Regions from separate parts of the Homo sapiens genome. Here all the other regions are linked to region 2. Evidence: chromatin contacts called from ENCODE Hi-C or POLR2A ChIA-PET data. All regions are on one chromosome and are shown on one strand. Each heading gives the region's core, a stretch centred on a gene start or an enhancer-like site at or near the end of the contact. The rest is flanking DNA. Distances are from core to core; before and after follow the strand shown.

Region 1 (4,321 bases), core at 1,264-3,763, 61 kb before region 2:
GGAGGCTGAATGAAGAGAATTGCTTGAACCTGGGAGGTGGAGGTTGCAGTGAGCTGAGGTTGCACCACTGCACTCCACCCTGGGCTACAGAGCGAGACTCTGTCAAAAAAAAAAAAAATTAAAAAAAAAATTTGTAGAGACAGAGTCTTGCTATGTTTCCCAGGTTGCTCTGGAACTCTTGGCCTCAAGCAATCCCTACCTCAACTTCCCAAAGTGCTGAGCTTATAGGTGTGAGCCCCTGCACCCAGCTGGAAGTATCTATTCTTATTATCTTCAATTTTTCTCCTCCCATTTTCTCTTGAACCTTTTCAATCAGTATTTGCCTCCTACCACCACATTGAAGCCCTCCAGTGGCTTCCCTATTTCATTTGGGATAAAATCCAAAGTCTTGGCCAGGTGCGGTGGCTCATGCCTGTAATCCCAACACTTTGGGAGGCCAAGGTGGGCAGATCACTTAAGCTCAGGAGTTCAAGACCAGCCTGGGCAACATGGTGAAACCCCATCTCTACAAAAAGTACAAAAATTAGCCATGTGTAGGGGCGCATGGCTGTAATCCCAACTACTTGAGGTGCTGAGGCAGGAGGATTGCGTGAACTTGGGAGGTCGAGGCTGTAGTGAGCCAAGATCATGCCACTGCACTCCAGCATGGGTGACAGAGCGAGACCTTGTCTCAAAAAAGAAAAATAAAGCCAGAGTCTTCGCAGTGCCCACAAGACCCTACGTGACCTGATCTCCCATGACTCATTGCTCCTCGACAGCCACCACTCCGTTCCATGGAGTAGCCCAGGCCAACTGCTCTGCAGCCAAACTCAGGGAAACTTGGAGAACATGTGTGGACCAGAGGACCCCTTCCTCCTGGCTACCAAAAGAACCCCCAAATCCTGCAGCCCACCAGCTGTGTGCCCAGACACAATCTGGAGTAGAGGAGTAGACAGTGGCAGCCATCAGAAGCCCCACTGGCCAAACACTTCAGCCTCAGAATGCTGAGCTGCTCAAAGAACTGGTTAAATGTTTGTATTAGACCAAGGTTACTAGAATGGATGTTTCTCCCCATTGTATTACCCAGCAGAGAGTACCTTTCAAGAAAGATCAGATTAATTAAGTAGGAAAATGAAGACACTCTATTTTCTTTGCACATCTGATGTATTGTGAGTGATTTTGTGACCCTGCTACGTGCACGCATATGCACAGAAAAAAAATATCTTAGAATGTAGACCAAAATATTAACAGTGGTTATGGATGAGTGATGGATGAGTGAACTAACTATAGATTTGGAAGGATATTGTCTGTTTTAAAAGAAAATGAACACTTTCACTCCCAAACAAGACGGAATGTAGAGACTGGATTTCCTCTCCTGCCTGAAAAAGTCAAAATAAATTGGACCAAATATATAAAACAAGAGTTCTCAAGACACTGGATGATATGGTTTTGCTATGTCCCCACCCAAATCTCATCTTGAATTGTAGCTCCCATAATTCCCATGTGTTGTGGGAGGGACCTGGTGGGAGATATTTGAATCATGGGGGTGGTTTCCCCCATACTGTTCTCGTGGTAGTGAACAAGTCTCACGAGATCTGATGGTTTTATAAGGGGTTTCCCTCTCCACTTGGTTCCATTCTCTCTTGTCCACCACCATATAAGATGTGCCTTTCACCTTCTGCCATGATTGTAAGGCTTCCCCAGGCCCGTGGAACTGTGAGTCCATTAAACCTATTAAACCTGTTTTTCCTTATAATTTACCCAGTCTCGGGTATGTCTTTATCAGCAGCATGAGGACAGACTAATACACTGGATATCAGGTAACTAGGCACAATGATTTCTGAGAATGTGGAAAATAAAGTGAGCCTGCAATTAACCCAGCTTCCTTTCTTGAGAGGGTTTCCAAGCTACAGTATGGACAAGGGTACCCAGGTGGGGCCTGGCAGGCTCTTCGAGTTGGGAAGACAGAGCTGAGAGTCCAGGGAGACTCTGGTCACAGGTAGGGGCAGGGGGGTGATGCTGAGAGCCCCTGGGGCATGCCTGCCCTCTACAAAGCTCGTGGTTGAATGCAGGGAGGTGGTCTGGGGGTGGACTTGGGCAATGGGGAGGCTGCATGGGTTAGAGCCAAGCTCTCCCCTCTTCCAGTCTGTCTGGGCCTCTGCAGCTCCCGGTAACTTTGCACTGATTCCAGAGACAGTGATTGCTCAGGTACCCAGGTCTGGGTGTAATTAAAAAAAAAACAAAACAACAACAACAACAACAACAACAACAAAAAACCAAACCTGGCTCTTGGTGCTTTCAGAGATGGCTCAGAGCAGGAATTCTCTAGCTTTGGGGTGCATCCTCAGAGGTGGGGGGGGGCTTGCTGAAAAGACAGGTGTATGGTCCCACCTCAGGCCTGCTGAACAGAAGCTCTGGAGCAGGCTCAGGAGTTTCTTTTCTAACAGGCTCCCCGAGAGATCCTAGCAAATGTTTGCACAACACTCACTTGGAAGCTATGTGACCAAAACCATGATCACAGGGTTGTCCCTGAACACGGTGGGGAAATAACCTCTCCCTTAAATCTCCCCTGCGTGGTGACTTAGGGGAGGAGCCGGAAGAGAGCAGTGCTTCACAATAAAAGGAAGAATTGCTTGAACGGAGGCGTTTCAGGCATGAGTCACAGGCCGGGTGTGGAAGAGGAAAGTGTGAAGCAAGGTAGGCTTCCCAGCACCCCTCCATGCACAGCAGGGGCTGGCCAGCCTCAGCCAGGCCAGATGGAGCCCTGGAGGGTGGGGCTGGCTGCCCAGCTAGAGTGTCTCCTTTTACTTCCAGCAGGAAAAAAAGGCCTCCTGTCAATAGCAGAATCATCTACGTTTTCCCTGCCTTCCTCACTTAAATGCTTTCGAGGAGTGGGAGGAAGAAATTGGAGGCTGGAATGAATACCCTTTGCCCTCCTCTGAAAGCAGCCTGGGAGGGGTGACGGGGTGTAGGAGCAGAGACTTCAAGTGGCCCCCACCTGCCAAACCATTCTCAGGGACAGGTACCAGCTGGGATGTTGGCAGCAGCCGCTCCCCTGCAAGGAGAACCTCCCACTTCCTGTCCCGCACACCTGCCTCATTGGAAAGTGACGCACCCACTGTTTGGCCTCGGCAGCCTGATGTTTCTCATCACACAGGAAGACGGTCATGCTACAGGAAGACCTCGGACTTTGCATCCAGCAGATGTGAGTTCAAATTCCAGCTTTGTAATTTGCAAGCTCAGAGGTGGATTTGCTGGGAAGCTAAACAAGCTTACCTGCAGAGCCCCCAGCTTGCATGGGCCCCTCCCAAGACCTTAACCTCATTTTGTATTCATAATTTTGTAGTCTTTTCCCTTCAAAAGGCAGCCCAAATTTAAAAGCATTAAGCCCCACAAGACCTGAGTCCACCTAGGAGGTGGGAGATATCCCTTGCAGCATGAGAATAATAATTACCACCTCGTAGGGTTGTTCTAGAGATTGTCAGACCGAGACCACGCCACACACCCAGAAGGCACCCAAGTCACAGAGCCTGATATTGTTCCTGGAGCGCCATTGCATCATCCTTGACCACAAGATCTGCGTCATTGGATTTGTCTCAAAAACTTGGGACTCTGGAGATAAAACCTCATTGCAAGGCTACCTTTGCCACTGTATCTTAGCAGCTTTTGAAGCAAAGCATTTCAATATTTAGACACTGTGTTTCTAATGGGTACTGGGATCAAAATAATAAAAACTCAGTCTGCAAAGGGAGAAGAATAGAAACCAGCAGATTTATTATTTCACAGAATGTTCCTCTCCTCTCAGGTAAACATGCCTAATAATATCTGCTTAACTAATGAGCACCCGCATTGTCAGTGGGGCCTTGACTCTGACGACGTAATGCATTTCTGTGCCATTGCACCCCCCACCCATCTCGGAGAGCATCTGAAAATTAAGTGGGGCAGATGTAATTATGCATCTAATATGCAAGGTACATGTGCATGTAGAAGTGTGCATTGTGTAAACAACTGTATCAAATCAACTGCATGTATCTGCTTGGCTCACGTCCTACAAGCACAATTTTCATTTTATTCCAGTTACTTCTTTTTTTTTTTTTTTTTTACAGAGTCTCACTGTGTTGCCCGGGCTGGAGTGCAGCAGCGCCATATTGGCTCACTGCAACCTCCGCCTCTCAGGTTCAAGCAATTCTCATGCCTCAGCCTCCCAAGTAGCTGGAATTACAGGCATGCGCCACCACACCCAGCTAATTTTTGTACTTTTAGTAGAGGTGGGGTTTCACCATGCGTTGGCTGGTCTCAAACTCCTCACTTCAGGTGATCTGCCCACCTTGGCCTCCCAAAG
Region 2 (4,557 bases), core at 225-2,724:
CATCTGTGTTGTTTCTTTTTAATGCCGCATCATATTCAGTCAGATGGATACACCACATTTTGTTTATCCGTTCACCAGTTAATGGACATTTGGGCTGTTTCTTAGCTGGTATGAGTAACAGTGCTGCTGTGAACATTTGCATAGAAGTCTGTGCGAGCAGATATTTCATTTCTCTTGAGTAGATACCTAGGAGTGGAATTCCTGGCTTGTGTGGTAAATTTATGTTTAGCTTGTTAAGAAACTGTTGGCTGGGCACCGTGGCTCACGCCTGTAATCCCAGCACTTCGGGAGGCCGAGGCGGGCGGATCATGAGGTCAGGAGATCAAGGCCATCCTGGCTAACACGGTGAAACTCCATCTTTACTAAAAATACAAAAAATCAGCTGAGCATGGTGGCACTCGCTTGTAGCCCCAGCTACTCGGGAGGCTGAGGCAGGAGAATTGCTTGAACCTGGGAAGTGGAGGTTGCAGTGAGCCGAGATCACACCACTGCACTCCAGCCTGGGCAACAGAGCAAGACTCCGTCTCAAAAAAAGAAAAAAGAAAAGAAAAGAAAAAGAAACTGCCAAACTGTTTTCCAAAGTGGTTGTACTGTTTTACATTTCCACCAACAATGTATGAGGGCTCTGATGTGGCCACATTCTTGCCAATATCTATTATTGTCTTTTCGATTATAGCTTAATTCTTGTGGGTGTGTAATGGTGTCTCACTGTGGTTTCCATTGGCCTTTCCCCAATGACTGGAAATTTTAAGCATCTTTTCATATGCCTGTTAGCCATTTGTCTCTCTTCTTTGATGAGATGTCTTTTTTTAAGTTGGTTGTCTTCTTCTTGTTGAATTGTAACAGTATGTTTTCCCAGATATGAGTCCTTTATTTTAACAGAAAATAAAATACAGTAAAAATAAATTATTACAGAAGTGAAGTACAAAATACACTGTGTATAAAATAGTGTTTTTATTATTATAGTCAGTAGACATAAGATTACCCTGTTAAGTTGATACGAAAGTTTTGAAACGCTTATTCTCAATTTTTGTTATTCGTTGTAAATCTTCAGATTTGTCTATATGTGTCAAACCCTTCTTTTGAGCTTTTAATTTCAGGGTTTTTTTTTTCATTTATGAAAGTTCTGTTTGGTTCTTTTTTCAGTCTGCAGTGCCATTTTAAAATATTTTCCTATTCTCTTGAACATACCATCAAAACTTGTATGGTATACAAGTTTAGTATAGTATACTAAATAAGTATAGTAAACGCAGCTGTTTTATAGCCTGCGTCAGGTCACACTAGTATCTGAGGTGTTTGACACATTTTGTTCATGATGTCTTATTTCCTTGTGTACCTGATTTTTTTTATTGTATATTGGTCATTGTATTCAGATATGTGAAATAAATTGAAACCTAGAATCAAAGTGTCTTCTTCAATAGGGATTTGTTTTTGCTCTGCCAGACACCTGGAGGCACTGCCAATCTGGGAGTGCCTTAAACCACAACACTGGTTTGTTAAATCAACCGACCCAGTTGTTCTGCAATATATCCCACTTACCCCACTGCGGTTCCTGTAAATGGAAACCTTTTTTGGCTGAAATACATCAGAGGCAACGCTTTATAACTTAGGAGATAGTGACATTATTGTGAGAGATGCATAGCCTCTGGTTGCCTATCATCAGAAGTGATGCTAAATTTTCAGTTTTACTAGTGAATTCAGTTGATGACAGATTGATATCTCTATTGAACAATTACATATTTCCCTTTACAATTCAAAAAGTACTAGTAATAGTCTGCAGTGTATATTTTGGCATCCTACCAATGTGTATTCCCTGTCAACCATGTGCTAATGTCTTGAACAACAGTTGATAATCCTTGCCTGAGTCAGTAGTTTCAGTTTCACTAGCGAATTCAACATTTACTCTAACGTTCTTCTGAAAGCAGTGATTTTTCTTACCAACCAGAGATACTTGGTTATCTTGAAATGGAGCTCCTACTGAAAAAGAAGGATAAGCTTAATTCTTTGTCTTTTATTACCAGTTCCCTCTAATGGTGACAGCTGAAGCTTTTTTCTAGCTTTCTCTTTGTTTTAATATCATTGTGGACTAATATATTGTTGATTTCAGTGTGTTTTCATGTACCAAAAGCATTAGTCTTTCTGGTGTTCAGATGGCATAATTGCAATCATTAAGTGCCCTTTAGGGTAGCTCGTGTGTTTTTTTGTTTGTTTTTGTTTTTTTACATAGCCTCATTTATTTTTGATTCCTTGATTTCTGACACAGTGAGACATCCCTTGGGCTCATTTAATACCTTCTCTTCCCCAGACTTCAAATCAGCCATTTTTCTTTTCTTTTTTTTTTTTTTGAGACAGTCTCATGGTCTCATCCATGCTGGAGTGCAGTGGTGCAATCTTGGCTCCCTGCAGCCTCCGCCTCCCACATTCAAATGATTCTCCTGCCTCAGCCTCCCAAGTAGCTAGGATTACAGGCGTGTGCCACCATGCCCAGCTAATTTTTATATTTTTTGTAAATATGGGGTTTCACTATGTTGGCCAGGCTGGTCTCAAACTCCTGACCTCAAGTGATCCACCCACCTCGGCCTCCCAAAGTGCTGAGATTACAGGCATGAGCCACCACACCTGGCCAAATCAGCTATTTTTCAAAGAGCCCTGGTTCCTTTCAGTAGTAAATATATTAGCAACCAAAATCTGGGTCAGAGGGATGTTTATTGCTACTGGTCTGACATTACTTTTAAATGCTTTCAATGGAGGGAGCGAGGATATAAATTTTCTGAATCGTACATTCATATTGATATTTTAAATTTAATTTTAACATTATAGTGTTTTTGAAGCAGGATATTTCCCTGACCACTTCACGGGCAGGAACTGGACTGCGTGGGTGTGGGAACTAGCTGGCCCCTTCAGCGCCAGCAAGGGCGATCTCCACTTACTCGCTGCTCCACCCCTCGTGGGAGGGGAAGTGCAGGTGAGCTGGTGCAGGAGCACTTTTGGGCACCAGCAGGAGCAAACCCCATACCAGCCCCATGGCAGCGTCTTCAGGGGTCCCTGTGATCCCTGAAGCCCCAGAGAAAGTGTTGCAGTACTCTTTTAGCTCTGCCATCCATGGATGACTTAAGTGTTAACAGCTCAGTGGAGGGTCAGTGGGACAACCTTTTACACCCATACTCATGGCACCCAAGTTGTTGTCCAGCATCCAGGAGGAATGAGGTTGCATGAAGGAATTGAAGATGGTAAATGCAGGGGATTTTATTGCCAATGAAAGTGGCTCTCAGTGGGAAGGGAAGCTAAAAAGGAGACAGAGTGGGAAGGTAATCTTCCCCTGAAGTCTGGCTGTCTCCAGCCAGATTCTTCTCTGAAGTTACGCCATCAAGTTGTCCCTCTGAAGTCAAGCCACTTCTTTCCAACATCCAACTCTAGTCTCCTATGTCCAGTTGCTTCTCTTCTCTCTACCAGCTGAGCCTGGGGTTTTTATGGGCACAGGATGGAGGCACGGGGCAAGCCATGGGTGGTTTTGGAAAAGGCAACATTCGAGTGGGGAAACAGGAATGCATGTTCTCACTTTGGACCAAGGTTCCAGGCTTTTCGGCTTGAGGCTAGGGCCCTCACAAGGGACGTGCCCTCTTCTGCCCAGAACTTCCCTGCTTCCTGTTCCTATCACTTTCACTTATTTCTTGGCTTTCATAGTTTTATCTCTGTCTTACACTGAAAATGTTGATTTCTAGCATCACTAATGTAATTATGGGTATATTCTCTTAAACAGTTCCCAAAAACAATATTGATATTACTGCAAACAGTTGGAACTTTGAATTGACCCATAGTCATTGCAGAAAGAAACAGCTGTTGACTTTATTTATTTATTTATTTTAGAGACAGTTCCATGCGATGTTGCCCAAGCTGGTCTTGAACTCCTGGGCTTAAATGATTCTCCTGCCTCAGCCTCCCAAGTAGCTGGGATTACAGGCACGCACCACCATGCCTGGCTACTGTTGGCATTTTTATTGGGATCCTGTTACATTTTGCAAATATCTGAGGGAGGGCTGGCATCTTGTGATGTGTGCCTCCTCTAAGAGTATGCTATGACTATTTTCCAAGGCCACTTTCATGTCCTTTAAGGCTGTTTTTAAGTTTCCCTTGTAGGTTTTGCATGTCTCTTACTAAGCTAATGCCTAGATAATCATTATCATCGCTCTTGTAAATAGAGTCTTTTCTTCCATTGTGTCTTCTAGTTATTAGTTGTTTATATGAAGGCTATTGAATTTGGGGGCCTTGCTTTCATAACCTGCTTCCTTACTGAATTACCTGATTGTTTGCATCAGTTTTTCAGTTGATTCTTTTGAATATTCAGGTATTAATTAGAGCATCTGCACATAATTTCACCTCTGTTTATAATTGTAAACTCACATGTCTTTCTCTCCAGTTGACTAATAAATTCAGTAAAACAATTTCAGTAAAATGTTACATAGTGGTGGTGAGAGTGGGCATACTTGTCTTGTTTCTGACATTAGTGGGAACGAGAGGCATGATTTTTAGCAACCGTTTATTATTTCATTCTGTGGA
Region 3 (4,089 bases), core at 707-3,206, 47 kb after region 2:
CCCGACCCTCATGGTATAAGTTTTTAAACTTAATATATACTAGCTTACAGAGGAAACCGATGTGATTTCCAAAAATTTGAAATAATTAGAAACCTTATTCTCACATTATAATGCAATAAAAATAGAAATAAACACACAGGCGGAAACCAGGCATCCCTGGGAGTCCCTTGGGGCAGAGAAGAGCTTCGTCGCTCAAGCAAAACTTCCATGGAGGCGAGGACTGTGGGCTTTGTTGGAAGCTTTATCTCCAACCTCTAGAACACGAGCACTAAGTAGATTCTGAACAAATCTTATTAAATGAATAAGAGCTAATAATCCTAATAAATATGTTGAAAGCACTATTCTAAGCATGTACATTTATTATGTCACTCACTCCTCACAGTCCCTGTTCGAAGGAGGTGCTGTCCTCATCCGCATTTCACAGATGGGGGAATGGGAAGGGTAGGCTCAGTCACTTGCCCCAGAATTGACAGCTGGCAAGTGGGAGACTGAGATTCAGGCTGGGCTGTCGGACTTGGCCGTGTTCTCATGTGCAGAACCACCATTGCCTCCAAATTAATGAAAAAATGAGATAAGGTAATGGCTTAGAGTTAATGTGTAAAGATTGTTATTAAATAAGAATCAAAAGAAGTGATTTAAACACTAAAGAGGTAGCAAAGAACCAAAGTAAGTTGAAGAATTACTGTGTTCTTTAAAGACAAAAGCAGAAATGAATCAACTAAGAAAAAGAGAGAATGAAACCAAAGAACAGGTTTTGGAAGGGGGCAGACAGCGATGAAGCGGGGAGAGTAAAGACAAGTAGACCTGGAGCCGGTGTGGTGGAAAAAGGAGAGAAATCATAGCGTGTAAGAAGTAGTAATCGTCGAAGGAAGGTGAATGCAAGCGTCTTGTGAATCTGAAAATGGCATTTTGTAAAATTCACTTTCCATTCCTGATTTGTAGTTTGTTTGCTTATTTGTTAACTTTCTTAAATAATTTCAAAAGCATGGAAAAGTTGCAAGAATGATATAAAGAATTTAATCAAAATTTCACCCATTTGTCAATATTTTGCCACATTTGCTGCACATTTCTCTCATATGCTCTATATGTTGTAACGAGCAGGCGGTCTTCCCAGCCCCTCCTTTACCTTCAGGGCCCTGGCCTCACTTCTTGTCCCCCTCGCCCCAGGAGGCTGTGAAAAGCAAAGCACTGTGCCTCCCAGGCACATGATCTTCTCAGAAAGGAGGAGCCCCAGGGAAGGAGGAGGCAGCCCCTGGCACACAGCCTATCCTTTGAGGGTTGTGTTGTCCTTTCTTCTTGGTTGTATAAATCTTCACTATTTTGGCTGGGCATGGTGGCTCATGCCTGTAATCCCAGCACTCTGGGAGGCCAAGGCAGGCGGATTGCTTGATGTCAGGAGTTTGAGACCAGCCTGGCCAACATGGTGAAACCCCGTCTCTACTAAAAATACAAAAATTAGCTGGGTGTGGTGGTGGGCGCCTGTTATCCCAGCTACTCAGGAGGCTGAGGCAGGAGAATCACTTGAACCTGGGAGGCAGAGGTTGCAGTGAGCCGAGATTGCACCACTGAACTCCAGCCTGGGCGACAGAGCAAGACTCTGTCTCAAATTAGAAAAGAAAAAAAAAAAAAAAGCCGGGTGCGGTGGCTCATGCCTGTAATCCCAGCACTTGGGAGGCTGAGGCAGGTGGATCATCTGAGGTCAGAAGTTCGAGACCAGCCTAGCCAACATGGTGAAATCCCATTTCTGCTAAAAATACAAAATTAGCCGGGAGTGGTGGCACATGCCTGTAATCCCAGCTGCTCAGGAGGCTGAGGCAGGAGAATCACTTGAACCCGGGAGGCGGACGTTGCAGTAAGCCAAGATCGCACCACTGCACTCCAACCTAGGCAACGGAGCAAGACTCTGTCTCCAAAAAAAAAAAAGAACACTCATTTCCAGAGTCAAGTTACGTGACCACAGGTGGCACAGGGCCTGTGAGAACAGCCTGCGACGACTTCCTGCCAGTCCTCTTCTTCCCCATCTGTGCCCCTACTCCACAGGCACCTGTGGACACCCTGACCTGAGCTGGTGAGGCTTCACCAGTGCACGCCTGGCTGCTTCCCTGCCTGCCCTCCGGCCCTGTGATCCCATGTCCTGGAAAGTGTAAACTCTTTACAAAATTCCCTGTCGTTTTAGTGAGGTTTCAGAAGAGAGTAGACTCAGATAAATGTATTCCATCCTCCATCTGTAATCATAAAGTAAAACATTATTTGTGATGTAATGCTTTTAAAGAACACCATGAGAACCCTGACTTGATTTATTGAATCGTAGCACACATGTCCAGTGAAATTTCAAACAGTTGACAATGGCATTACCTATTTGTTGGCATGTGAGACATGCTGGACACGGGGGTGTGGGTAGAGAACAGAGGAGCCCATGAAGCCTGGCTCTCAGTGGTGCGCTCGTCCGCACACACTCGGAGATGCCAGCAGTGTTCTCTCTGGGTTGGCCTTTCCTGTGTTGTTTGGATTTTTTTTTTTCTATTTTACAGTGAGCATGTATTATTTTTCTGAAAAGAAAATTCTTCAAAAATAAGTTATACATGTTTACATATCACATTAGCCATTGAATACTAAGTTGTTTCATGTAAAGACCAGTGGTCACTATACACAGAGCGAAAGATTTCATTTATAGGTTTTTATATGGTCCTTCTTGTAGTGCCCACCTTGTACCTTATTTTCCTGGATTAAAAAACATACATATCACATTATTCTTTTCTCTGTTCCTGTTTAGAGACCCTGTTGTATTTTCATTTTTTCCCCCTCTCTGGGATTTGCTGCTGGCACTCAAGTTCCTGAAAGAAGCATTCTCTCATAGTCTCAAAAGAGTCAGAAAGAACCTCATTTTTCAGGTGTAGAAACTGAGGCCCAAAAAGGTCAAGCAGCTGGTCACGGCTAGTTAATAGCAGCCAGCGTCTCTTGCCTTTTTCGTCCGCTTGCTGCTTTCTGGTTTTTATCTTCTTACCCATGTGAGCTTCCAGCACCACCTGCTCCCCCCACCACCAAAAAAAAAAAAAAAAAAAAAAAAAAAGCTCCACTCCACCGGTCTTTTATAACCTATCAAACTTTAAGGATATTTTTCCATTCAAATCTAGTTATGCCACAGATTGATAATACTAAGATGTTTGTGAACTCACCAAACAGATTGGCCCCCCCATGACCTAGTGGGTACATCTGTAGTAATTGGATTTGGGGTTCATTCAGCCTCTTTCAACCAACATTTAAGTAGTTCCTATTGCACTGCCCTGTTACAAGATCAAGAACAGCAAAGCACTATTGCTGTGCTGTTTATCAGGGCATATGCATAATTGTGTTATGCAGAACCAGACATTGTCAAATTGAGATTCCGCCTTTCATTTGGTACAAATTTAGTTGCTGAGTGCAGTGCATTAGAGGCCTGCTTGGACATGCCTGGAGAGGATGAAAATGTTGCTTCCGTTGGTTGCTTCCATTAGTTGCTTCTGTTACCATCAGGAGAGTAACAAGATTGAGTTATAGATGCTGGTAAGTCACTTGATACATCATTAACAAAAAACAAAAACAACATTTATTGAGGACATGCTATATTTCAGGGATTTTTCTAAGCACTGTACATCTCTTAATTCACATCAACCCCAGTAAAGACAATATTCCCATTTTCCAGTTGAGAAAACTGAGGCCCAAAGAGATCGTTTTCTGCCCAGGGTCACTAAGGTAGTCAGAGGTGGAGTTGGGACTCCAGCTGGGCTTTCTGCCTGAGTTCTTAACACCTTTGTTTTACTGCTGCTTCCTGTCTTCGAGGCTTTACAGATATTTGCTAAATGAAGGATTCAGAGTTAGAAATGAAGGGGGCGACTGTGCCTAGTAATGGCCTCAGAGTGCTGTGCCTTGAGTGTTTTTAGTTTAGCTATAAAACTTGGACCATAGGGAGCAAGTCCTAGGAAGTACTGTGTACAGAAAAGTAGACTCTAGAGGACAGCCTGTGGAGGTTTCCCCAAATGCCACCACCTCTCAGATCACCCAACTGAGCTTCCACATTGAAAGACACGGGGCCGGCTCGTTCCGTGTCCA

Evidence for each region. A loop is a pair of places that touch in the nucleus more often than their neighbours do. ChIA-PET counts read pairs that join two places held with the same protein, here RNA polymerase II (POLR2A). Pooled maps may share reads with other maps.
Region 1: a pooled map shows a loop between it and region 2 (2.7-fold over the local background). The contact joins the promoter of LINC02320 here to the enhancer-like site in region 2. A Hi-C loop is called at or near these places in 1 of 168 maps with a recorded cell type or tissue (CD14-positive monocyte) and 8 of 50 pooled maps. POLR2A ChIA-PET finds 5 or more read pairs at or near these places in 20 of 52 experiments (A549, CD4-positive, alpha-beta T cell, CD4-positive, alpha-beta memory T cell and 14 more).
Region 3: a loop to region 2 is called in a map of thyroid gland, with 1.8 times the contacts of the local background. The contact joins two enhancer-like sites. A Hi-C loop is called at or near these places in 10 of 168 maps with a recorded cell type or tissue (CD4-positive, alpha-beta T cell, CD4-positive, alpha-beta memory T cell, CD8-positive, alpha-beta T cell and 5 more), 3 of 37 single-sample maps with no recorded cell type and 14 of 50 pooled maps. POLR2A ChIA-PET finds 5 or more read pairs at or near these places in 37 of 52 experiments (A549, AG04450, B cell and 27 more).

What each region holds. Positions count from the first base shown.
Region 1 is chr14:101,728,793-101,733,113 of GRCh38, forward strand. It overlaps LINC02320 (long intergenic non-protein coding RNA 2320), which reads right to left and starts at 2,514. Exons shown (of 6, transcript NR_184269.1): 1 at 2,262-2,514. It overlaps LINC00239 (long intergenic non-protein coding RNA 239), which reads left to right and starts at 1,645. Exons shown (of 4, transcript NR_026774.1): 1 at 1,645-1,695; 2 at 2,565-2,676; 3 at 2,996-3,184; 4 at 3,444-3,733. RefSeq lists enhancers at 2,080-3,279, 2,322-2,381, 3,112-3,211.
Region 2 is chr14:101,790,553-101,795,109 of GRCh38, forward strand. All of the region lies in intron 3 of PPP2R5C (protein phosphatase 2 regulatory subunit B'gamma), which reads left to right. It overlaps LOC124903388 (a long non-coding RNA gene), which reads right to left. Exons shown (of 2, transcript XR_007064349.1): 2 at 4,524-4,557. Among named protein-coding and RNA genes, the nearest start is that of PPP2R5C, 31 kb to the left of the region's middle. RefSeq lists an enhancer at 1-46. Within about 2 kb of position 1,475, at least 6 of the 41 ENCODE cell types and tissues checked have a DNase peak (open chromatin) inside an H3K27ac peak, as active enhancers do; they include CD4-positive, alpha-beta T cell, CD8-positive, alpha-beta T cell and OCI-LY7, where a contact is called at or near this core.
Region 3 is chr14:101,837,440-101,841,528 of GRCh38, forward strand. The region is part of intron 3 of PPP2R5C (protein phosphatase 2 regulatory subunit B'gamma); the gene reads left to right. Among named protein-coding and RNA genes, the nearest start is that of PPP2R5C, 78 kb to the left of the region's middle. RefSeq lists enhancers at 1,614-1,663, 1,914-2,113. Within about 2 kb of position 1,957, at least 7 of the 41 ENCODE cell types and tissues checked have a DNase peak (open chromatin) inside an H3K27ac peak, as active enhancers do; they include CD4-positive, alpha-beta T cell, CD8-positive, alpha-beta T cell and OCI-LY7, where a contact is called at or near this core.